Regions from separate parts of the Mus musculus genome. Here region 2 is linked to region 1. Evidence: chromatin loops called from intact Hi-C (ENCODE). Cell type or tissue: heart. All regions are shown on one strand.

Region 1 (8,000 bases):
CCAGCCAGCCTAACATGTCACATGACATTCCTCTGCCCTCCATTCACGAACACACACAGGAAGAGGAGTGCCTGACCGGGGGTGGGGGGTGAGGGTAGGGGTGTCCATACTCACATACCCACAGGGGTGTGGTGGGTTCTCAGGCCAACAGTGTGCCTTTAGTAAGAGTTCTCAAGTCAAGAGAAGCAAGCCATCCCCCCTTAACCCCCGCTGTTTCAGCACCCCCGGGGGTACTCTGCTACTATTCAAAGAATGATGAGACTCTGCCCATCTTCTGGCAGAAGTTTTGCATACACACCTTTTAATGTCATGCTTTCTATTTAAAGATATGTAAACTCTATTTGTGTGTGTGTGTGTGTGTGTGTGTGTGTGTGTGTGTACATGTGTGCATGTATGCAGGTGCCAGGTGCCAGAAGAGGTTGCGGGATACCCTGGAGGTGGACTTCTAAGCAATTGTGAACTGCTCGGAATGGAGCTCTATCTGGCTGCCTATTTGTGTATGTGCGTCTGTGTGTGCATGCTTGTGGAGGGAGGTCTGAAACAGACCCTGTGACTGCTTTCACGCCTTTCCACTGTGACCTAGGCTCTCTTGCTAAACCCAGTTGTAGCTAGTCTAGCTAGCCAGCTTGCCCAGGGAGTTCCCCTGTCTTCAACTCCTGAGCATTTGGAATTACAGGCAGCAGCCATACCCATGGGTCTTGGATGTGGGTTCGGGAGTGCAGGCAAGCATTTTATCCACTGAGCCCAGTCTCCCCAGTCCTTGGTTACATTTTGGAACACCAACCTCCTGGAGGTGCAAGCCTGTAATCCTAGGATCTGGCAAGCTGAGGCAGGAGGAGGCTGAATTTGAGGCCAACCTGGGCTACATACAAAGAGCGTTTAAAAAAAAATACCGAAAATGCTAGCAACAAAATTAATGGTAAGAGTTATACAACTGTAGAAATATGATCTCTTTTTTAAAAATGTATGGGAGGAGATGCATATGAGAAACACAATTTATATTAATTGGATTTCTGTGGATGGCTAGGTTATGGTAACTTGCCATATGTATTGAAAGAGTCATGAACTATCTTTGTAATCTCAACACAAGAAATTTCATTAATTTATTCATTTACTTTACATCCGGTTCGAAGTCTTCCCCCACCAAGTCCCACCCTTAGTGGGGATGGTTTTAACTTCTTAAAGGTCTGGAGATGCAGTTCTGCGAGCGAGCCCGGTGAGGGGTGCGGGTGGGGGGCGCTCAGTGGTAGTCAGAAATTAAGTGCTTGCCTAGAATCCCCCAGTGACCCAGCTGGGGAGGTTTATCTGTAGCGCTCTAGTCTGGCATGAGGGTTTCAGTCCCCAGTAGCACCCAAAAAACAGAGATGAGGGAGCAGTTACTGGGGGCAGCTACTGAAGGCAGTGTTGAGAGAGCGACCTCCAAAACTAGGCAAATCTTGGAAAGCTTCGAGTGCAGGAACAAGTAGGGAATCCCAGCTGCTCTCTGCTGACCTAAGGCTTAGTCGTTCAGTCTGTTGTGGAGGCTCTCACAGGCGTCCCCTGGACCCTTGAAAGTCATATTTCACCATGGCCAGGTCCCTGCCTACCTCCCTCAGTGCCCTTCTAAATCTCAACTCCAAAAGCTTGCTTTCCGGTGTGCTACTTTCCCCGGCCTTGCGGCCTTTACATTTAATGCTCCTACTGGCTCTAAACCTGTACCAAGCTGCTCCCTACATCAGCCTATTGCCCTGTCCTATAGCCACCGCCCCTCTCCCACCGCCCCCCGGAATGTACAAAGTTCACTTGATACCGACACGCAGAGAGTGAGAGAGGCACACCTCTTCCAGAGATGACTCCCGGACCCGTGCAAAACTAGCCTTGGGGGAGGCTGGGGACAGGACTTCCCCCTTGCCCTGGATCGCTCCGGGGAGTCGCGAGACCACAGCCTACAGCAACACTTACGAGAGGAGCTTATCGTCGGCCGGCTGCAGCCTCAGACCCGCAGCGCGTGCGGGAGGGGCGCAGTCCCGGGGGCTTCCTGGAAGTAGTGGCCTCCGCGAGCGCAGGCGGGAGCTAGAGGCTGCTGGGGCGCGGGCACGGTGGCGGCCGACGCCCGGAGATGGCTCTTGTGCGGTAATAATCGGCCTGCCGGAGCTGGCTGCCACCGTGCGCCCTTCCTCCCTCCGCCCCAAGGCTCCTTACCGTCTCCGAGGCTATATCTGTGGTGCCCAGGCTCATAGCGGCAGCGCTGCGCGGCCTCCGGGTCCTGCGAGCTCTGCCCTCGGCTTGGGAGGCCTGCCAGCCGCCCTGGTACCATGGCAACCGTGCCGCGGCCACAGAGCCCCGGATGTGGTCCTTCCTCCGGAGCCCGACGAATCTTGTGCACGCGCAAAGTGTGCGCGAGCAAGGGGCCTACCAAGCACTCTCCCGGGGTTGCACGGCGCAATCCGTTCTTGTGGTCTTGTGGGCTTTTTTTTTTTTTTTTTGGTTGTTGTTTTGTTTTGTTTTGTTTCGTGGGATGCGTGAATTAATTGGCTTCCCGCAGGCAATACTAACTTTCTACCTGGAAGCCATGCTCTCAGATCCAACTTCAGGAGCCCGGGTTGGATTTCGGCAAACACTGGCTGCAACTATGTAGTCCAGTGGGCAGAGGTTCCGAGGGTCGCCATGTTGAGTTGAAAAGAGAGCATAAAGCACCATCCTTAACGATACGCAAGATTTGAGATTGGGGACATCAGCCTATTTACATGTTTGTTTTTTTTCTGTAAAGAAACTGAGATGTTGGGGGCCAAGGTGACTGACTCCCTAGTTGTTAGACCTGGGGTCTGGCGCCATGAGGATAAGACTGCCCATGGGCCAGCACCAACTGCTTTAAACCCTCAGCTGACGGTTTGCTATCACAAGCCTCTCTGAACTCTCCAGGATTCCGTGGCTTTCCAACCCAGGCCAGATAGGGAGCACTTCCCTGGTGGCCCAGCAGGCCAGTGATAGATGAAAACAGTATGTCATTTGCCTCTGTGTGTGTGTGTGTGTGTGTACACGCGCGCGCACGCGCGCGCGTGATCCTGTCTGCCTCATCAATGCTGGGGTTACAAATGTGTATCGCTATGCCCTCCTTTTATTTTGTCCCCTTCCGCCCCCATCCCATCTCCTTTATGGATTCTGGCGACTCCTGTTCTTAGGCTTGCAAAGGGACTATTCCCCAGCACACATTCATTTTTTTGAGTAAACAGCTCTCTGCAACTGGGTGGCTTTGCAACATTAAGCTTAATACAAGGATTCTCCTGGGAGGTTTTTTTTTTCTTGCTTGTCTAAGGACCCATGATTTGCCAAAGAATAACAGCCCAGACTCAGTATGTAAACGCAGAGTAGTTTTTTGGTTTTGTTTTTTTTAAGATTTTATTTATTAGCCTGGCAGTGGTGGAACATGCCTTTAATCCTAACACTTGGGAGGCAGAGGCAGAGGCAGAGGCAGGCAGATTTCTGAGTTTGAGGCTAGCCTGGTCTATAGAGTTCCAGGACAGTCAGAGCTACACAGTGAAACCCTGTTTATTTATTTAATGTGTATGACTACACAGTAGCTGTCTTCAGATACACCAGAATCCGTTACAGATGGCTGTGAGCCACCATGTGGTTGCTGGGAATTGAACTCAGGACTTCTAGGAAGAGCAGTCAGTGCTCTCAACAGCTGAGCCATCTCTCCAGCCTGCAGTGATATTTTCTGCAGAAGCCCAACATGCTGGGGTCTCCCATTACCAAGATAGAGACAACCAAGCTCACAGGTCTGATTTCCAGGGCAGATGAGCATTATCTTACTCTATCTCTAGGCATTCGGGAACCATGCCCTAAAAGAGATTGTGTGTGTGTGTGTGTGTGTGTATGTGTGTGTGTGAGACCTCGGGGCTGGGAACCAAACTCTGTTCCTCTGGAAGAGTAAAAGGTATTCTTTACCACTGACCCATCTCTCTAGTTCCCGATGGCCTACTTTTAATCTTTATTAGAAGAGCAGGCTGAAGTTGTGAAGAGTTGGTAACAATGGATGGCAGACAGAAGGCAAGCGGGGATAGAGGACTGGGGCTGTGAAGAGCTACAGAAATACAGGCTTTGGTGACTGGAGGGTCCTGACACTCTAGACCCCGGAGTTTAGCGCTACCCGCTGTGGGAACCGAGGGTTTCAGCACCGGCTGTGCTGACTCACCTGCTGCTGCCCACACCTAACGCTAAAGCTGAAAGCAAGGGCTAGAAGACCCAGTAAAATTCGGAGACCTTAAAAGCCTAGACACAAGGCGGGTGTGGTGGTGCACGCCTTTAATCCCAGCACTCCGGAGGCAGAGGCAGGCGGATTTCTGAGTTCGAGGCCAGCCTGGTCTACAAAGTGAGTTCCAGGACAGCCAGGGCTGTACAGAGAAACCCTGTCTCGAAAAACCAAAGGAAAAAAAAAAAAGCCTAGACACGTGGCCTGAGGCCAGCGAGGCCTTGCCTCCCAGCGGAAAGCCACGCCCACACCGAGCCCGCCTGGGGACGCTCCGCCCACTGCCTGCGTGGGCACGTACCATAGAACGCCCTGGCGGGGACGTGATAATTCCGAGAGATTGATACAGTGTGAAAATGCCAAACTGCACACAGCTGGAGCGCGTTTACAGGGTTTGAACCTTAGGGGTGATCGGAACGGCAGGGTCATCACTGGTCTCCAAGCGCGTCAACCCCGCTCTTTACACCCCTCCCCATGTCCGTCACGTGGTACAGACTTAGGGCGGGGCCTGTGGAGACGGAAACCCGAGCAACACTGAGGGGCGGAGCCTATAGCAACGTGGAGAGGAACTTCCGTCAGGGGCGGTGTCTGAGGGGTGGGGCCTCGTTGAAGGCGGAGTGAGACTTGAAGCTGGCGAGGTGGAGCCAATTCCCGCGGCGGGGCGGGGCCTGTGCTGTTGGGCCAGGCTCGCGTTGCGTGAAGCGAACTCTGAGATGGGGCAGGACCTGGGGAGGGCGGGGCCTCGGCCAGCGTAAAGCGGAATTTGCGGAGGGGAAGGCGGGGCCTGCCTTAGACACCGGAACCTCAGCGGGCGAGGCGCACGCAGGCCGGGGTGGAGATCCTGGTAAGGCGGAGTTCGAGCTTCGGCCAGGCAGTCTAATGGTGCATTTTGCACTCTCGGGCCTAATTCCCGTAGCGGAGGGATGCGGGGGCGGGATTAGAACCCCTAGGCTAACTCGCAGTCGCCGAGAGCGCACCTCTTACCCGGATTTGGGAGGTACGGACGATGCATGTCAGGGTCCAGACAGCACAAAAATCATTGCCCTCCAAGATGCATATTTCTGTCTTGAAGAGACACTTAGTTGGAGGCCGCGGGGTTGTCACTTGCAGCCTCTATCGACTTGGGCTGTGACACCCACCTTCCTGCGCACTCCTCCGTGGCTTGGAGGATTGTCTCATCCAGGTTTCTCTTGACCGTTGGGAACGGATTTAGGGATCAGGTGCCTGGGTGAACAGTCTCCTGCGCACCTGGCTGATCCCCTGACTGTTCTCGCAGCTAGGTTAATAGACAGCTACACCCCCACCCCATAACACCAAACCCCCAAGTTAACAGGCTTTGACAGCAAAGGCCTTGTGGCTCTGACTAACCTGTCCTCACCCACAGAGCAGCTTCTAGGGCTCAATCCTCTTGTCCAGGTTCCCCTGGACTGAGCTTAGCATCTTTGTGGACTTAAGAGTTCTGGTCCACAGGGCAGTGGTGGCTTGCCTTTAATCCCAGCACTTGGGAGGCAGAGGCAGGCGGATTCCTGAGTTCGAGGCCAGCCTGGTCTACAGAGTGAGTTCCAGGACAGCCAAGGCTACACAAAGAAACTCTGTCTCAGGAAAAAAAAAAAAAGAGTTCTGGTCCACGTGAAGTTGTCTGGGCCCATCCCCCAGTTAGGCTGCCTGTAACTAGGGTAGTTGGTATCAAATCTGTGGCTGACCTCTCCCTTCCTCTGTAGGAACTGCCTGCCTGATCATGGACCCAGAATGCTCCAGGCTCCTCCCGGCTCTCTGTGCTGTTTTGGCAGATCCCAGACAGCTGGTGGCAGATGACACCTGCTTGGAGAAACTGCTGGACTGGTTTAAAACAGTGACAGAGGCAGGTGAGGACACGGCTTAGAGAATTGTCCATCCACGTGGTGTCTTTACTTCATTTCCTTGAGGCCCTGTGGCTGTGGCTGATCAGGGAGAGGGGAGATGGAGTACTAGGGACTGACCTGAACTGTGGAGTCATGTAGTGACAGTCCCATTGGCTCCGACCACAGTTCACATTAGGAGTTTGCAGAGCACGCACCTACCTTGTTTTGCTGTCTTCTATGTATCTGGCTTGTCTTGAAGAAGTCAGATCTCTGGGTGGGTGTGGTGGGACCTGTCATCTAAAAGCCAAGACAAGAGGACATTAACAACGCTAAATTTGGGTTCAAGGCCAGCCAGAGTTACATCCTTTCTGTGTGGGTGGACCTTAATTTAATCACTGGCATTGTTGTATGTGTTTCCATTTTTTTTTTCTCCTGAAACAGGGTTTCTCTGTGTAGCTCTGGCTGTCCTGGAAATCACTTTGTAGACCAGGCTGACCTGGAACTCAGAGATCTGCCAGTGTCTGCCTCCTGAGCGCTGGGATTAAAGGAGTGCGCACACGACTCTTTTTTTTTTTTTTTTTTTTTTTTAAGTGCTATACTGGTTTTCCTTGAGCATGAGAGTTCCTGGGCAAATGAAAATTTTACCTCTCCTGTTTGATTGGTTGATCATGTTCTTCAGACAGGTTCCATTAGCCTTGTCTTGTCATTAATTCCTTCCTTCATTTCTTCTTTGGCTTATTCTGTTCTTTTTCTTTTCTTTTGAAGCATATTCTAACGTAGCCAAGGATGACCTTGAACCTCTGGTCCTCCCTTGTGTAGATCTGGATGCTGGGATGGTGCGGTATATACCATCACACCCTGTTTGTATTAGATGCTGAGGATAGAGCCAGGGCTTCCTACATAGCAGGCAAGCCCTTGATCAACTGAGCTTCAACCCCAGCCCTTACCTTTTCTTTTGTGTTTTGTCTCACCTGTTTTCTAAGTTATGGAATTTAAAATGATTAAAAGGTAACATGTTAGTTGAATCCTACAAGGTTTATTGCCTTGTACTTTTGTAATTAGGTTTTGAATTTGTGTATTTTGCTTTTTGAGACATGGTTTCTCTTTGTATCCTTGACTGTCCTTCTCTCTTTATAGACCACACTGGCTTCGAACCATTGAACTCTGAGATCCTCCTGCCTTTGCCTCCTGAGTGCTGTGATTAAAAGAGTATGCTAGTATACCTGGCCTCGTGTTTTTATATATGTGTGATACATGTCTGTGTGCTTGCATGTGTGTGTGTGTTGCATGCACACCCAGACATGTACTTCGGAAGGTCAGAGCAGGGCAGGAGGACATTATATCTTCTGCCATTCGTCTCCATCCACCTTATTGCCTCGAGGCAAGGTCTGTTATTACAGGAGACTGGGCCGCCCAGGAAGCTCTTGGGATTCTCTAGTTAGGATTAGAGGCTTTTGCAGCTATGCCCAGTCTTTTATATGAGTGCTGAGGATTTGAACTCAGGTCCTCGTGATTGAAGGACAGGCACTGTTACCCACTGAACCATCTTGTTTTTTGGAGGCAGCTTGTTTTTTGGTTCAGCTGTGTAGCCCTGGCTGGGCCTGGACTTACTGTGTAGACCAGACTGGCTTTGAACTCAGAGGTCTACCTGGCTCTGCCTCCGTCTGCCATGTTTAAGTGTGTGTACCACTACATCTGTCCTGCAAGTATTCTTAAACGGCTTTATTGAGATATGATTCACATGCACAGAGTCCACCCATTCAAAGTTTACCAGTTCAGCGGGGCATGGTGACTCAGGTCTACAATCTCAACACTTGGGAGGCCAGGACAGATGGGTTGCTACAAATTTGAGGCCAGCCTGGGCTACATAGTTCAGGGTCAACCTGGGTTACAGAAGGACATCCTATCTTGAAAATGCATATAAAATG
Region 2 (8,000 bases), 55 kb before region 1:
GTGCCATTCGGACAGAGGGTCTCTGGGATGACACACCTGGGCTTCTCCGCCTCACGCCTTTGCCTACTTTGTTCCCGTTATTTAGGGCTCTTTCTCAGGCCCTGACTACACCGCCTAGGTCCCTCCCTCCCTTTTAATTGATGTTGCAGCAGATCAAACCCAGAGCTAGGCAAGTGCTAAGCTGCATTCTCTACCCCCACCCTACATCCCCCTTTTACAAGATAGGATCTGCTAAATTGCTGGGTTTGAACTCATTCTGCAGGCCTGGATGGCCTTGAACTTGACTACTGAGTAGCTGGGATGACAGGTTTGCACCGCCATGCCTGGCTTCCCGTAAGTCTTATCGGGCATCTGAGCCTCAGGACTGATGGGAAATGGTCCCACAGGCTGGCTAAATAGCAGGCAAATGCTACCAGCTATCTGGATGGCTAGTGTGCTGCTGGCCCTCTGTATACCAGGGCTGGGCTGGTGCACAGTGAGTCAGAGAGAAAGCTGGAGAGCCCCAAACCTAGGCTGGTAGTTTCCATGGCAGGCTAGGTAGTATCTCCTCCAGGAAGCCTTCTCGGACTGCCAAGCCCCAGAGCCTCTTCTCTTGACCCCATCATTAGCAATAACAGCTCTCCATCAGCAAACATCTCTGGGCCTGCCTTGAACTGATAGAGACCATGAACCAGACATAGAGAAACTGGAAGCAAAGAACATGAATTGGATAGAAGCAGGTTCACGAGGGCTTATAGAGGATAAGTAAGGAGATATTTACCCACACCAGAATGAGGTCAGAAGGTGTCAATACTCTACTCTGAGAGGGGTCTGATGCCTAAGCCTAGGGACTACAGACAGCCAGAACCAAATGAAAATCAAAACACCAGTCAGGACAAGCTGGCTGTGGGCCATGTCAGGTCCCAGAGCCTCTGGGTCCCTTTGTGTCTACTGCTAGGAATTCACCTATCCACACAGATGCCTGCTGGGGACAGCCCAACTCTGGAGGAGCCTAACCAGGGGACTGCCTGGTAAGAAACCAGCATAGAACCAGACCAGACTGAAGAGCCCCTCCCATCATGAAGATGCCAAGAGCTTCCACCAGGTGAGTGACTCCGGGTGGTCCTTCCACTCAGCACTGTCACAGGCTTCTAAGAGGGGACCGACCATGCTCGGAGACACTCAGTTCTAACACTACAGTGTGCGACCTCCCACCATCTCCTGGGTAAAAGCTGCACGGCGTGCTGATGCTCCATGCTGGTTTTACATACATACACTGGTTCTGGACTGGTTTCTCACCAGTCCAGGTAGCAGCAGGGTCTGAGATACCCTTGCAAGAGCCAGCCCACCCCTGCTGTGGGGTCCAGGAGGTATGGGTAAAAGGTCTCCCCCAATGCTCCCTGACTGAGGCTAAGCCTTAGGGTGTACAACACAGACAGCTGCATAGCCCTGCGTGAAAGGAGGCAAGAACAGGCAGCTCTACACAGGGCCTGACTGGGAGTCTAATTGTGGGTTCCATCAGGCTCCAGACATTGGGCCATGAGTGTAAAAGAGAGCAAAAGACAAGTCTGGTATCCCCAGGCTGGGAGACGCAGCAGCTTTCTTCCCTAGAGGGACACAGTTCAGGTATGGTGGATTACAGAGAGGGTACCCTAGGACAGGACAGCCATCCCGACATGCATGTATACACAACTACACATGGAGTTAGCAATACCTCACCAGGGAAGATGGGATGGAGCCTGTGAGAAACCATTATCCACCCGCCCATCCAGAATGGGGACTCCTGACTTTCTCCCCACAGGCGACCCTGCAAAACCATCAGTCCCAATTTCAAGATGAAGTGACGAAGCTCAGAGACCCTGAGCGGTTGCCTACAGCATCAGCTCAGAGGGCAGGGGCACCATGCACATCCATAGCCCTGGCTTCGGGAGCGGAGGCGGCGGGGGATGGAGCCAGGCTGGGTTCCACACCGTGAATTATTCAGTGGCTAATTCTGCTCCTGGGAGAGGAGGCAGGAGGGAGCGTGAGTCAGAGGCCTCCCACAGTGGAGCAGCAAAAGCAGGCAGGACCAGGCTCAACTGGGGCCACAGAGCTGCGGGCCCATAGATCTAAAGACCTACAGAGCCGGGCCTGAACCACTCACTACCTTCAGATTCCCAAGAGCTGCAGGGACTGAATCCTCACCCTTTCCCTGTCACTAGCAAGTTCCTCCTGCAGCAGAAGCAGGTGGCAGCCCACTGACCTCAGGAAATGCTACCTGGCTGCCCTGTGTGCCAGTGGACCATCAAAACTGACCATCAGGCAAACCCTAGGAAGGCAACTTTCCAAGAATAGCTCATAGAGTTCTTTCAAGAAAGAGCATAACAATACCATCACACAGTAAGAAAACCACACGTGTCCCTCCACCTCACCCGGGCCTGGTCTTCCCCACAAAATCCCCAGGTGAGGTCCTGGGTCCCGGGTGCATCTCCTTGCTGTCTTTCAGGACTCAGGTTTTGCTCTACCCCTCACACCTGTTCTAATCTGCTCAGGAACACCATCAGCTACTGGAGCTGGGGTCAGGTAGGCAGAGAGTGGGAGCAGGGACAGTCCTGTGTTCTCTCACCCTCAACTTCAGTAAGATGAGGATGGCGGCAGAGATATTTGGCACAGCCCCAGGAGTACTTGATTCCCAGGCTACTGTCTGTCCCAGGAGCCGCCGGAGAGAAACTGTGAGGTGCTTAGTGACCAAGTGGGCTGATCATTCTTTTTTTTCTGGAATCTGGAGCAGGAAGGAAAAGCCCACAGCCCTAGTCCCCCTGCTCTGCACTCAAATGACAGTGGTTCAGTAGTGGGGGTGGTGCTGGGACTTGGCAGGACGCCAGACTTAGGGCTTCGCAGGGAGAGGGCTGCCAAGTGCCCCATGGCCCCCAGCCCAGACGGAGGCCCACTCACCCCACTTCAGCCAGGCCTCATTTTCCACCCTGGGTAGAGAGACTGCTGGCACCCTGGTTTCCCACAACCACACGACACCCTGTGTACATCCCACAGCCTGACCGTGAAGCAAGGGGTCATTAGCAGCCACAGAAGGCTGGCGATGGCCCAGGCTCCTCACCCACCAACAGTCTGGCAAAGGGATTCCCTAGCTGGGGAAAGAGAACGAGGAATACCCTCCTGCCTGAACCCAGGGATCCAGCCTTGGCTAGCGGGGGCTCTGCTGGGGAGAAGCTGACTGCCCAAAGGATGAAGACGGGCCTACCAGGAACCCATAGGATCAGAAGAGGGTCTATCAGGGGAGGGAGGCAGCTCCGTCAATCCGGATCGGAGGCCCTGGTGACACAGAGGGGCTGAACACCTTCCAGGGGGTGTTCGACATTAATCCCTGGAAAGGTTATCAGTGAACGGGAGGCGACTCCTAGAATGAAAGGGGATGGGGAAGCTCCAGCTCCTTGGGAGGGGCCATGACCCGGGGCCCCTGACCCCGCACCCGGGGGCGCGCGTCACCTGCTGGTAGTCGGCGTCCTCGGGCCGGAATTGGCTGCTGGTGGCCTCCCACCGCAGGTCGAAGTGCGGCAGCCGGTGCAGGAGGCTCACCCACCAGGGCGCCGCGTAGCTGACCCCGGCCATGGCGGGCGGGCGGCCACGGGCGCTGCGCCGGGCTTCCCTCGCTGCCGGATGCACGGGGCTCAGGGACCCGCCGACCCCTGCTCAGCTGCCCTCATCGTGCCCGCTTCCAGGGGCCCTGGCCCGGCCCGGCTCGGCCCGGCTCGGCCCGGCTCGGCTGCGCTCGGCTCCGCTCGGCCGCCCGCGCCCGCCGCCTCTTTGTTCACCGCCGCTGCCGCCGCCCCCTCCGCGCACCCGCCCGCTCGCCTTCAGGCTCCACCCCCACACCGCCATAGGCCCACCGCCCTCAGGCCCCACCCCAACCGCCCTCCCGGACATTCGGCCCCGCCCCACACAATGCTATTGGTCGGCACCACGCAGACCCCGCCCATACCAGGGCAGTCTCTGCCTCCGGACTGCCATTGGCATTTCTCCCATAGGCCCTGCCCCCTGCGTTACCATTGGTCTTTTTGCCTACACCTCTCGGTTTAGGCAGGACCCTCAACCTCTTCAGCCATTTCTTCCCTGTAGACCACGAAGGCTGGAATCCAAAGCTCACGTGTAGCATCCTCTCCGACCCATGCCTTTGCTCTCTGGTTTGATCCGGTTTCCACGCAGCCCTCATAAGGACCTGCCAGGGAACCAGTGACCTGTCTCTAGGATGGACATGATCTGCATTCGGGAGCTGCAGCTGTGTGCTCTTGGGCGAATGACTTAGCCTCTCGGTATCAGTGTTGTAGTCTGAGAAAAGGCGTTGCGGAGATAAACCGAGTGTGAAGTGCTCAGAACAAAGCCTGGCGCATAAGCCATAAAGCCGCGTGTAAGGCGATAATGGGCAGATAGATTGAATACCCACCTGCTTTAATTTCAGTTATGGAACCAGGGCCTTACGCATGCAAGCCAGGCACTCTACCACCGACCTAAATCCCCAATCCCCTGTTTTACTTTTTCTGTCGCGGGATCTCTGTAAATTGCTCAGCCTAGCCTCAAACTTGGCAGTCCTCTTGCTTCAGCCTCCCAGGTACTGGGATAACAGGCCTGAACCGCCGCACCTCACTTGCTTGCATCATTCTAAAGATGCAAAAGGAAGATGTAAAGAAAGTTCCCTGTATCCCATCTTGGAAACTAGGCTACTGGTCAGGACACAGCCTATAGAAAGGTCATGGGGGCAGGGGGGCAGTTCTTGCTTCTCCCCGGGTGGAGCGAACATATCCACTTGGCTCTGTGCACTCACAACCCTGGGGCCTTATGTTCTTAGAAACTAGACACATGCAGCTTCTCCATCGGCTAGGTAGCCTCACTCCTCAGCTGGACAGTGGCTTCCTGACAGACCTGTCTTTCAGTTCATGCAACTGCCTGAGGCATCTCCTTCCTTGCACTCTGGCCCGAGGGCAGGGGCCCTTTACAGAGCTGTGGGTTTCAATGTTCTGGATGGCTGGAGGAAGCTACCTAGCTGGGAATCAGCCTGCAGCGATAGGTAAGAAGTTCTTAGGCTTCTTACTCCAGGGCCACACAGCAATGGCTGTTCCCCCTCGCCCCACCCCCAGGCCGAGCTTTCCTCCTAGTGTCAAATGAGCACTTGCCAGACAGAGTCAGTGCAGCAGGTGAGATGCCCGCACCTGGCTAGATTTCCTGTAGAGCCGAGAGTAGCTCTGCCCCCAGCTCTGCCTTTAGGAGTCCAAAGATGAACAGTAACATCAGAGACGGTCATCACAGGCTGGGAAAGTTTCTGGCCTCTGCTTCAGCACCTCCCATAGAGAGCCCTGCATCCTTGCTTAGTCCCAACAACAGTAACTGATGTCCAAGGTTCATACACATAGATGTGAGATCTGGGAGTTACCTCTCCCATCACCAGAAGTCTCACCAAAATGGAGATTTTCTTCTGATCAGGCTACAATACCTGTGCATTACATACTCACTATGATGGACAAATTTCATACCCCCAAAAGATGTGCAAAAGCCAGGTATGAAGTCACACACCTGGGCAGCTGATCACAAGTTTGAAGCCTGGTACATCACATTGCAAATCTGAAGTCAGCCTGGGCTAAGCTTTAAGACCTTATCTAAAAAGGGAGGTGGAGGAGGAAGGGGACACAGGAAATGTGCTAATTTTGATTCATTAGTCGTGTGTTTGGTCAGTGAAACCCTTTCCTGGGGACAACTCCTGAAGGAAAAGTTACAAGGGTCTAAAGTAGAAGAAGCAGGGAGGGTGGCTGAGCAGGTAAAGGTCTTGCAGCCAAGCTTGATGGTCTGAGTTCAAGCCCACCCTCCACATGGTCTCCACGGGAGACTCCACACATTGTTCCTCTGACCACCAAGTGTGCGCTGTGCACAGAGTAAAAAATTAATTGTAAGGGCTGGAGAGATGGCTCAGCAGTTGTAAGCACTGACTCTTCTTCCAGAGGATTCGGTGTCAATTCCCAGAACACACATGGCAGCTCACAACTGTCTGTAGCTACAGTTCCGGGAAATCTGACACCCTCGCACCAGCATCCTTGTAGGCAAAACACCAATGCACACACTAAAAATGTTTTTAATGTAATAGAGAAAAGGTTCCCTGATACACGGCGTCGAACAGGACAGATAGCACGTCCCTGGTGGAACTGAGTCCCCACCCTAATGCTGCTCCGTGAGTTACCGCAGAGAGGAACCTCAGGAAATTGGCAGCCTGTCTCCCGGGAGAACGGGAGTTAAAAGAGAGAATGCCAAGTAGTGGCTGTGGGCACAGGGCAGGAAGGAAGGCCCTCCACCCTGCCCACTTTGGCTAGCTCTGTCTGGCCAGAGCTGTGGTTATTCTTCCTGCCCATCGAAGTACAACTATGGCTGGAAGCTGGACTTTTGACCACTCTCTAGGAAGAGGAACTGAGGCCCAGGTCCCACCATTGTCCAGGAAATCCAGAGAATCAACCGCCAGTCAGGAACCAGCATGGATTGGTGTCAGGCCACCAACCCTTCCCTCACCAGTTCTTCACCTCTGAAGCTTCATCAAATTGGAGATTTTCTTATGATCTGGCCACAATGCCTGTGCACTACATAATAACTCACAGTGATGGACAAACTGTGTTCCCCAAAAGACATGTGCAAAAGCCAGGTGTGAAGTCACACACCTGGGCAGCTGATCACAAGTTTGAAGCCTGACACATACACGTTGCAAATTTGAAGTCAACCTGGGCTAAGTTGTAGGACCTTATCTAGAAAAGGAGGCAGAGATCCACCTGCCTCTTCCCTCCTTTTTCCCTCTCTTCCTTCATTTGCCTCCAGTAGGGTTTGTGAGCCGAAGACACTCAGTAGGTAGAGGGCTTGGTTGTGCAAATGAATGTGACGCCATTAACATTCATGCAAAGGCCAAGAGGGAGGAGGCAAAGATAGTGGCTCCTGGGGACCTGCTAGCCAGCCAGTCTAGCCAATTGGTGAGAGATCCTCATGTCAAAAATAACATGGAAATGATAGAGGAAGTTACATGATGTTGACCTCTGGCCTCTATACCCATATACATGGGTGAATGTGCATGCACACAAATGTACATCTTTACAAATTCCACTCGTACAATTTTTTTAAAGGCAGGAATAAAAAAAAGTCTACATAAGCCAGGCATGGTGGCCATACTTGAGAGGCAGAGGTAGGTGGATTTCTAAGTTCAAGGCCAACCTGATCAACAGAGCAAGTTGCAGGAGATCCTGGGCTACACAGAGAAACCCTGTCTTGGAAAAAAGAAAAAAGAAAAAAAGAGTCTGTGTGGAGCCAACACTGAAGATTGAGTACCCAGAGGGAGCGCCTTTGCAGAAACATTTCAAACAGAAGACCCAGGGACTGAGGTCAGGAGTCCTCTGGGGCTATCCCTCTAGGAAGGGAGGTGGTTGGTCTGAGGCTCCTGAGAAGTCTCAAGACCTGCAACCAGTGGGAGAAAGCCAGAAGCCAGTTGTATATGTCCAGCCTGGCCCAGCCCCCAGATGTGGGGCCGCAGCCAGAACAATGGAATTCCCTGTGTTTGGATCCCATCCAGTGAGGTTCACAATTCTGGAATCAGCCCTCACCAGCACTAGGAGGGACGAGGAGAGGACTGGAGGCCCAGATTGGCCCTGTGCGTGCTGACATGTGGCAGGGTGACACTCGGGTCACACAACTGTCAGGATTACCTAGCCACCGTGAAACACTCCAGGATAGCCGATGCGTCCTGACCACAGAATAGGCACAGGGACATTTCTTTTTAATCTGGCCATGAGGGCTGGTGTCTCTGGAGTTTGGAGAGACGCCAGCCAGCCAACACTGTCTTCAGAGGCCTGTGGAGCCATCAAAACACAACCTGAGCCAGCAATGACAGGTGACAGCCTCATCTAACCTTCAGAAAGTCAGTGGGAACCAGTAAGTCAGCCAGAGGCCTCAGCCCCACAGAGCACTGACTCAAGTCCTATGGGCCCAGCAGCAGATCCCCTCAGACA

Evidence for each region. Hi-C counts contacts between places; a loop is a spot of excess contacts. Peaks named below come from ENCODE experiments on the same cell type or tissue, not always from the same donor. Only the 100,000 strongest peaks of a DNase experiment are listed, where the experiment ranks them.
Region 2: a loop joins it to region 1, with 2.9 times the contacts of the local background. A loop is called at or near these places in 5 of 42 quality-filtered maps.

Annotation. Positions count from the first base shown.
Region 1 is chr5:140,700,001-140,708,000 of GRCm38, forward strand. It overlaps Iqce (IQ motif containing E), which reads right to left and starts at 2,378. Exons shown (of 23, transcript NM_028833.3): 1 at 2,182-2,378. The coding sequence starts at 2,217. Brat1 (BRCA1-associated ATM activator 1) reads left to right here and starts at 5,011. Exons shown (of 14, transcript NM_181066.3): 1 at 5,011-5,075; 2 at 5,953-6,096. The coding sequence starts at 5,970. In heart, no CTCF peak of the experiment used is centred here; DNase peaks (open chromatin) are centred at 2,301, 4,891, 5,701, 6,041 and 1 weaker place; H3K4me3 peaks cover 4,319 bases; H3K27ac peaks cover 4,729 bases.
Region 2 is chr5:140,645,243-140,653,242 of GRCm38, forward strand. It overlaps Ttyh3 (tweety family member 3), which reads right to left and starts at 3,789. Exons shown (of 14, transcript NM_175274.5): 1 at 3,463-3,789. The coding sequence starts at 3,585. In heart, a CTCF peak has its summit at 3,467; DNase peaks (open chromatin) are centred at 2,739, 3,929, 4,909, 7,579 and 4 weaker places; H3K4me3 peaks cover 3,703 bases; H3K27ac peaks cover 5,604 bases.